3 separate regions of the Mus musculus genome follow, and all the other regions are linked to region 1. Evidence: chromatin contacts called from ENCODE Hi-C or POLR2A ChIA-PET data. All regions are on one chromosome and are shown on one strand. Each heading gives the region's core, a stretch centred on a gene start or an enhancer-like site at or near the end of the contact. The rest is flanking DNA. Distances are from core to core; before and after follow the strand shown.

Region 1 (2,954 bases), core at 356-2,855:
GGACTTGCTGGCTGGGATGACCTGTCATCAGTGAGGTGAGGCTTGTTGGCTTACAGCTGACAAATGCCTCCATGCACCCAACAGGAAGCCGACCCTCATCTCTGCCCCCCTCTCTGTCCTTCCTTTCAGTACTAGGGAGTGCCCACCACCTGTGCCCTGCAGACGGTGCTTGCTGACACCATCATGCCAAGCAGGATCCCTCTCCCTGCGTTCTGCTGCTTCCTTCTCCCCTGGGCCTTCACCAGCTTTCACAAAGCCCTGGGGAATCCGGGTAAGACCGTAGCCCAGCCCCCAACCAGAACACTGGGGTAGGGGACCAAGGGATGGAGGAATAAAAAGGGCAGCTGTTGAAAGTCCCTAGGGAGTGAGAATCAGTGGGGAGAGGTAAGGCTGAGCCCGAGGAGAGCCTCTGGGGACTAGGTCTGAATGGGCACTTGGGGCAGGGAAGATCAGAAGCCTGCCACTGTGGCCCCTCTGCTCAGCCCCCCATCCGGGTCCCCACTACCTCCTGCCCCCCATCCACGAGGTCATTCACTCTCGTCGTGGGGCCACGGCCACACTGCCCTGCGTCCTGGGCACCTCGCCTCCCAGCTACAAAGTACGCTGGAGCAAAGTGGAGCCCGGTGAGCTGCGGGAAACGCTAATCCTCATTACCAACGGACTGCACGCCCGGGACTACGGGCTCCTGGGAGGGCGCGCCAGCTTGCGGAGAGGGCATCGGCTGGACGCCTCCCTGATCATCAAGAACGTGCGTCTGGAGGATGAGGGTCGGTACCGCTGCGAGCTCATCAATGGCATTGAGGACGAGAGCGTGGCACTGACCCTGCGCCTGGAGGGTGAGCTTTCCTGCGCCGGCACTGAGGTTCCCTAATTATATTGGGGCACCTCACCTCTGCCGGCCTCCCCTGCCCGCGCTCCCCTCCGCACCCAGCTGCCCTGTCCAAGCTCTCCGCTCCCCAGGTGTGGTGTTTCCGTACCAACCCAGCCGAGGCCGCTACCAGTTCAATTACTTCGAAGCGAAGCGGGCGTGTGAAGAGCAGGACGGACGCCTGGCCACTTACGGCCAACTCTACCAGGGTGAGCGGCGGATCCCCGGCTGGAGGCCCCCTAGCTGCACATCGACCCCGGCGAGTTTGCGGGAGCTAGAGTCTGGCTTGTGCTGGTGACTCCCGTCCTCCCCACCCCCTCCTCCGCCAGCGTGGACCGAGGGGCTGGACTGGTGCAACGCCGGCTGGTTGCTCGAGGGCTCCGTGCGTTACCCTGTGCTCACCGCGCGGGCTCCGTGCGGCGGCCACGGGCGGCCAGGCATCCGCAGCTACGGGCCCCGCGACCGCAGCCGCGACCGCTATGACGCCTTCTGCTTCACCTCGGCCCTGGCAGGTGAGCCAACTGCGGGCAGGCGGCGCCCGGCCTGGGGACTCCGCCTGCAGGAAGGGCCGTGTCGGGTCAGAGCCTGGACGAAGGACTCCCGGGCGTGGGAGAAAGGACCTAGGAGGTGGCAGGAGCTGGACTTGTTGGCGGAGCAGGGGCTGGTCAGCTCCCTGTGTCGTGGGCGGGACCAGGAGGAAGAGATGGGCGGGGCCTGGGCCCGGGGCGGGGCCGGTGTCAGAAGCCAGGCAGAGAGACAGCGTGTGGGCGTGGTCTGATGTCAGGGCGAGCGCATCCTAGACAATTTTCCTCCGCACGGTCCTGTGAGGGCTTCTCGGAGCTTCGCGGCCGGGTCCCCGTCCCACACCAGCTGCTTTGGGCGGCCGGTCACCCACTCGCATTTCCAGGCCAGGTGTTCTTCGTGCCGGGGCGGCTGACGCTGTCAGAAGCCCACGCGGCTTGCCGGAGGCGCGGAGCCGTAGTAGCCAAGGTCGGGCACCTCTACGCCGCCTGGAAGTTCTCCGGCCTGGATCAATGCGACGGAGGCTGGCTGGCGGACGGCAGCGTTCGCTTCCCCATCACGACGCCGCGGCCGCGCTGTGGGGGTCTCCCTGACCCAGGGGTGCGCAGCTTCGGCTTCCCCCGACCCCAGCAGGCGTCCTACGGGACCTACTGCTATGCCGAGAAGTAGGAGTGCGACAGAGTGGCGGGTCCCCTCTGGACAGACTAAGGCCCAGCCCTCACTTCTGCCTTCCCCAGGCCAGCGCGGTGCTTCGGGCTGCTGGGCAAAGGGGCGTCCCGGGCATTAACTGACCAATAAAATAACATGGCACCTTCTTTGTTCCATAAGAACAAACATATATTGCATCTATGGCTCAGCAATATACTGGGTTTGTGATTAGAGAGCACCCACAGCACGAAGGACAGAGGAGAGGAAGGAGGAGAGGAAGTCTCAGCAGACCTGGCCATCTACACGGGAGAATACAGGCTGCCCTTTATGTCTAACCAGTCACTCAAAGGTTTCTTATTCAAAATTTCCAGGAACTCCAAACTTCCAGAGCTGTCTGGGCCCTACAAAACAAATATTCAAACTAAACTCATTTCTAAATGTACTTATCACTTCCAAGGTCTGTTTTATTTAGTTTATTAATTTTATTTATTTATTTTGAGACAAGGCCTCTCAATTTTTCCTTGACTGTCCTGGAACTTCCACTGTGGACTAGGCTGGCCTTGAATTCACACACATCAGCCTCCCTCTACCTCCTAAGTTCTGGGATCACATCTGGCTAAAGTCTACAATGAAAGACGGTAAATTCCGTGTGGACTGAGAACTCAGCAGCTAAGCTAACTTGATGCTCTTTCAGAGGACGAGGACCCACAATCATCTGTAACTCCAGTTCCAGGGAATCCAACAACCTCTTCTGACCCCCACAGGCACCAGGCAGGCACACTGTGAGCTTGTCTACTATAATAAATCCACTTGAGAAAGATACAGACAACCATGCTGATAAAGACAACTAAAAGCAAATGAGTCCTTTATTTTTGGCTGTGATCAAGAGTGGCTCTGAGCCTCTTGGTACCCTAAG
Region 2 (2,700 bases), core at 170-2,669, 35 kb before region 1:
GTTCATGTTAGCACCTGGTATGTGTAAGTGCTTAACATATTATCTATGCCAAATAAACATATTTCACATTGTGTTTTAGAAATGAATCTTCAGGGCTGGAGAGATGGCTCAGTGTGGTTAAGAGCACTGGCTGCTCTTCCAGAGGACCTGAGTTCAAATCCCAGCAACCACATGGTGGCTCACAACCACCCGTAACGAGATCTGACACCTTCTGGCGTGTCCTGAAGACAGCTACAGTGTACTCACATATAATAAATAAAGCTTTCCACCGGAACAAGAGGGCCAAGAGCAAGCAGGGGGTCCTGAGTTCAATTCCCAGCAACCACATGGCTCACAACCTATACATAAACAAACAAACAAACAAACACTAAACTTAAATAAAGCCAGCTACAGTGGCTCAGACCCAGAATCTCAGAGGATCAGGGATTTAAAGCCATTTTTGCAACGTAAGACATAAGATCCAAGGCAGCCTAGGCCACATGAGACTGCTTGTACTGCTTGTAGTTCTGGGGACCTGACACCTCTGGTTCCCGAGGGCACCTGTGTGACCGCACATACCCATACTCTGAAACAACTGAAAACAAAATCAGCTGACCAAAAATAAACTAACTAAATATTTTCCAGCAAATCTGTAAGGAGCCTTGAGTAACTCACATGCTAGTGAAATCAGAAAAATAAAGCTGGTGAGGTCCTGCGTAAGACCACAGAACCTTGGACTTGAAGTACAATTACCGGAGTAATCTAAAGTTCCTGCCACTATCACAGCCTTAAAAATTCTATTTTCTACATTACATAAGTAAAACAGACAGGGCAGAGGTCCACAAAACCACTTGAAGAGCAAGGGCACTGACAACCTGTGATTGATCCTCGGATCTTACTCTTTGGATGGAGAGATCGGATGCACAGAAATTGTCCTCTGACCTCTATATGTGCAGCAAGGCACGTGCATGCCTCTTCCCTCCAACCCTTGCATTTTTAAATGTTAAAAACAAACAAGTCGGCATGGTGGTGCACGCCGTTAATCCCAGCACTTGGGAGGCAGAGGCAGGCGGATTTCTGAGTTCGAGGCCAGCCTGGTCTACAAAGTGAGTTCCAGGACAGCCAGGGCTACAGAGAAACCCTGTAAAAAGCAGGGGCAGCGAGAGGTCAAAGATACTAATTTTTAAAAAACTGCGTGCAATCACACCTTTCAGCAAGGAGGCAACAGAACTGCTTCAAGATGGTGGCCAGCCAGGACTGCAGAGGGAGCGAAGCACATCTGTTTGGAACTCTGCGACGCCGGGGAAAGGTGAGAACGCAGGGCGGAACGAAGGTGGGCGGAACGCCTGATAGTCTGGGACTAGGAACGGACGGTTAGATGCAGAGGCTCTGGGGCGGGGCGGGCCCTGCGCATGCGCCGTGCGAGCGGCGCTCTGCTAGTCGAATGTCCGGGCTGCGGACGCTGCTGGGGCTGGGGCTGCTGGTTGCGGGCTCGCGCCTGCCACGGGTCATCAGCCAGCAGAGTGTGTGTCGTGCAAGGCCCATCTGGTGGGGAACACAGCGCCGGGGCTCGGAGACCATGGCGGGCGCTGCGGTGAAGTACTTAAGGTACGGCCGCCCTCTCCCGCGGGGGCGGGGCAGGGCAGGCCGCGGCCCCAGCACCCCAGGGGCGGACTCAGGCCAGGACTTCCCTCAGTCAGGAGGAGGCTCAGGCCGTGGACCAAGAGCTTTTTAACGAGTATCAGTTCAGCGTGGATCAACTCATGGAGCTGGCCGGGTTGAGCTGTGCCACGGCTATTGCCAAGGTAAGCGGCACAGCGAGAAACCTCAGTGAGGTGCAGGTGGGGAGGTCCCCGGCGGTGGCGCACACAGCGGTGACTGCCCTCTGCACTTCTGCCTTCAGGCTTATCCCCCCACGTCTATGTCCAAGAGTCCCCCGACTGTCTTGGTCATCTGTGGCCCCGGAAATAACGGAGGGGATGGGCTGGTCTGTGCGCGACACCTCAAACTTTTTGTAAGTATGTGAACGGAGTTTTTTGTGGCAAGGTATGAAGACTCGGGATCGGAGATTGAATGGCTACTTTCCTTTTCAACTAGGGTTACCAGCCAACTATCTATTACCCCAAAAGACCTAACAAGCCCCTCTTCACTGGGCTAGTGACTCAGTGTCAGAAAATGGACATTCCTTTCCTTGGTGAAATGCCCCCAGAGGTAGGTGGGTTGATGCCTGTTTCTACAGTAAGTACTGCCCCTGTCCTGCCCTTCCCATTTTCAGATCAAGCTGGCCTGCCTAGTGTCTGTCTGCCCTAAAAGTGTTCTCTGAAAAAAAGTGGTGTAGAAGCCCCTCCAGACTGTGTGCTCCACGACTTTCCAGGCACTCCTATTCTGCAGCCAAACAACTCCCACAACATGCATCTAACAATAATCTGGCCCTCAGGGCCTCATCCTGAACCTTTTCTGTAGATGCATGGATTAAAGGGTGGGAAGTCAGAAATTAAAACAAAACAAAAACCAGAAAGCCCCAGCTTATTCTATGGATGAAGACACTGATATGCAGAACAGAACTAGTCTCTTCTGGCTTCCAGTGTCAGGAAGCCTGAGACTGGCAGTCACCCCTTCTCACCAGTGACAGGCAGGTAGGTACTCAGGCCTGGATTCAGACTGTCCTGAATGAGCAACTCCTCTTTACTGTGCCTTAGGAACCAGTTATATACATGCTTC
Region 3 (2,906 bases), core at 179-2,678, 52 kb after region 1:
CTTCTGTCTGGGCCAGGCAAGAGGCTGTTTTCTCAGCTGTTGGTCACATCTGTGCAATATGAGGGGGAGGGTGCCCCAGGCCTTTGGAATGCGCTTCAGGGAGCTGAGAAGCCTTGACACAGAGAGGGGCTGGTGGTCTGCGGTGGCTCACACTGCCTTCCTTCACTATGGTTGCTAGGAACCTTCTGGTGGGGAGAGAGCATGTGTTGGGCACCTTCTGATTGACAACTGCATAGTGAAGGGCACAGGGAGTCACCCTAGAGAGGGGTTGCCATTCAAAGAGTGAGGAGCAGCTACAGTGGGTATTGGCCTGCGGGCCTTTCAAGGGGGCTGTGCTAGGAGGTCTCAGAATTCCATCCATCCTGCCTGTCTGGACAGGGAAGTCTAGGACTTGTGCTTGCTCTGAGCAAGGACTCCTGAATACAGTTGTCCTTGCCCCCACCCCTTTCCTGAAGGTCTCTTGCCATCCTAAGTACCTCCTAGGGCTTGGTTTTACCAGGGACAGGGTGGGCGTGTTGGTGACCCTCCTCACCTGGAACTTTTCAGTGGCCTGCAGCCGGTCCTGCCAGCGGCCTTCCAATCTCTGTTCCAGCGCCTCTCTGCGCTCCTGGAGGCTGTCGCGATCAGCCTGCAGCTGCTGCACCTCTAAGCGACTCTCCCGAGCGCCCCGCACGGCTTGGCCCAGACGCTCGCGGGCCTGGCCCAGCGAGCTCTCCATGTGAGCCACGCGCTCCTGGTAGTCACGCACCGCCCCGCGCCACACTTCGCCTAGGCGCCTGGCCAGCTCCTCGACTTCAGGGGCCCGGATGGGGGATGCGTGGGCCGGCGCGGGGGGTCGGCGCGGCGTACAGGCGGCCTGGGCGTTCAGGTGCGCGCGCTCCTCCTCGTGCGACGCTCGCAGAGCCTCTAACTCGCGCTCCAGCTCGGCAGCCTGGGTGCTCAGCCAGCCCCGCGCATTCTTCTCCGCCTCGAGCGCGCGCCGGCTGCAGGCCGCCTCCTCGATGGTCCGCTCCCGGGCGAGCCGCACCTGCTGGCACCGGCCCGCCACGCTCTCCAGCTCTTCGGCAAGGTTGTCGCGCTGCACCTCAGCCTCGTGCTTCTCCCGCCAGCGCTGATCGACGAGGACCCGCAGGGCTGCCAGCTCGTCGTCGGCTCGGGCTCGCCAGGAGGCGTCCCCGGACTGCGCCCGGAGTCCCCCAAGCTCGGCACTGAGCAGCTGGTTCTGCTCCTCCAGCGTCTTGACCCGGGTCAGGTAGGCCTCCAGGCGTCGATTGAGCTCCCACATCTGAAAAGATTCTTCCCCGACGCAACCCTCCATGTCGCTGGTCTGGCCCCCCGAGGGCAAGCGGACGTGGAGCACTAGAGAAGGGAGTGGCCCTTGGAGCTTTTAAGGGGGAGAAAGGGAGTAGCGGCGACAGTGACCCAGCGGAAGCGGAGGATTCCAGCAGCGAGCTGAAGCGAGGGTATTCATACTCCCGCCGGCCGGGCGGAAAAGGGGCGGTCCCTAGGCCTTAACCCTTTAGAGTTCAGTGCAACACACAGCCCGGGTCCCTGCATCATCCCAGCTCAGCAGAGAAGAATCAAATTGTAGCCTCGCCCTGGCGGGGATCCCGTCCGGTGCGGGTGATTTTCCGAAAGAGGCTTGAGATACAGCCAGACAGCCCAGAACACCCTAAGATGCACAGAACTGGGCCCCAGGACCTCCTTTCTCTACACTCTTACTCAAATCCTCTAGGACTCAGCTCCTCATTTATAAAATGGCTTGGTGTTGGAAACCTCGTGAACTGTTGGAAAAACGGACGGTGCAGTGTTTTGTGTATAACAGTAAATACTCACCCCCAAGAGAGGCAACATTGCGAAGAAACACTGCCCGAAGAAAGAGGAGCCCACTGGTACTGAGGGAAGTCTGCCAGTGCTCCGGAGGCTGAAGTAGGATTGACACCAGCCTGGGTAGTAAACACCACCACCACCCCTTTTCTTCAGATGGTTGGTATGGCTATGTAGATCAGGCAGGTCTCAGGGACGCTCCTGCCATAGCTTCCCCAGTGCTGGGATTAAATGCCTGTGCCAGTACCCCTGCCCAGTTAATGTTAGCAGACACAATGCCCAGTTCGTACCCGCAGAGGGACGTCCTACCCTACCCTACCCCGCACCAGGAAAAGGAGACTAGCAAGGGAAAGTTTTTCTCCTTTGAAGTTCGATCCCTCTTGTCATTTAGTGAAGAAGTTACGCGGCTCTCAAGAGAGCCCCCTGGTGGCTAAGCATGAAGTTTGGCGAAGAAAGAAATGAAGCTGTAGATTTTCTACAAGGGACCAATATTTCAGGCTCAAATATTTGAATGCTTGCTCCCCAGGTGGAGGACCTGTTTAAAAAGATTGGGGCCGGGCAGTGGTGGCACATGTCTTTAATCCCAGCACTTGGGAGGCAAAGGCAGGCGGATTTCTGAGTTCGAGACCAGCCTGGTCTACAGAGTGAGTTCCAGGACAGCCAGAGCTACACAGAGAAACCCTGTCTCAAAAATCCAAAAAAAAAAAAAAAAAAAAAAAAAGGATTGGGAGGAATGGCCTTGTTGGAGGAGGTGTGTCACTGGGGGCAGGCTTGTGCTTGTACATTGAGACCTGAGCTCTCAGCTGCTGTTCCAGTGCCATAACCGCCTGCCTGTTGCCATGCTCCCTACTGTGATGTTCAGGACCCGCATAGTGAGCTGAGGAGAGACTGGTTCCCACATGGCATACTGTGGCATGGTGCACCTGTACACACACACACACACACACACACCAATAATAAGAAGAACAATAATAAATCTAAATTCTTTAAAATAGCTGTTTGAGTCAATGACATGAGTTTCATCAAACTTTGTTCAGTGAGGCCAGTTTAATCCCTTTAACCCCAGCACGCAAGAGAAA

Evidence for each region. A loop is a pair of places that touch in the nucleus more often than their neighbours do. ChIA-PET counts read pairs that join two places held with the same protein, here RNA polymerase II (POLR2A).
Region 2: a map of heart shows a loop between it and region 1 (2.1-fold over the local background). The contact joins the promoter of Naxe here to the enhancer-like site in region 1. A Hi-C loop is called at or near these places in 9 of 37 maps with a recorded cell type or tissue (Patski, T-helper 17 cell, adrenal gland and 4 more). POLR2A ChIA-PET finds 5 or more read pairs at or near these places in 3 of 5 experiments (Patski and embryonic stem cell).
Region 3: POLR2A ChIA-PET joins it to region 1 with 12 read pairs in Patski. The contact joins the promoter of Nes here to the enhancer-like site in region 1. POLR2A ChIA-PET finds 5 or more read pairs at or near these places in 3 of 5 experiments (Patski and embryonic stem cell).

Annotation. Positions count from the first base shown.
Region 1 is chr3:88,021,647-88,024,600 of GRCm38, reverse strand. It overlaps Hapln2 (hyaluronan and proteoglycan link protein 2), which reads left to right. Exons shown (of 7, transcript NM_022031.2): 3 at 130-271; 4 at 483-836; 5 at 961-1,077; 6 at 1,198-1,380; 7 at 1,776-2,851. The coding sequence starts at 184. The coding sequence ends at 2,059. Among named protein-coding and RNA genes, the nearest start is that of Hapln2, 4.4 kb to the left of the region's middle. Within about 2 kb of position 1,605, at least 1 of the 3 ENCODE cell types and tissues checked has a DNase peak (open chromatin) inside an H3K27ac peak, as active enhancers do; it is heart, where a contact is called at or near this core.
Region 2 is chr3:88,057,214-88,059,913 of GRCm38, reverse strand. It overlaps Naxe (NAD(P)HX epimerase), which reads left to right and starts at 1,419. Exons shown (of 6, transcript NM_144897.3): 1 at 1,419-1,587; 2 at 1,676-1,784; 3 at 1,883-1,993; 4 at 2,077-2,190. The coding sequence starts at 1,424.
Region 3 is chr3:87,969,615-87,972,520 of GRCm38, reverse strand. Nes (nestin) reads right to left here and starts at 1,428. Exons shown (of 4, transcript NM_016701.3): 1 at 533-1,428. The coding sequence starts at 1,318.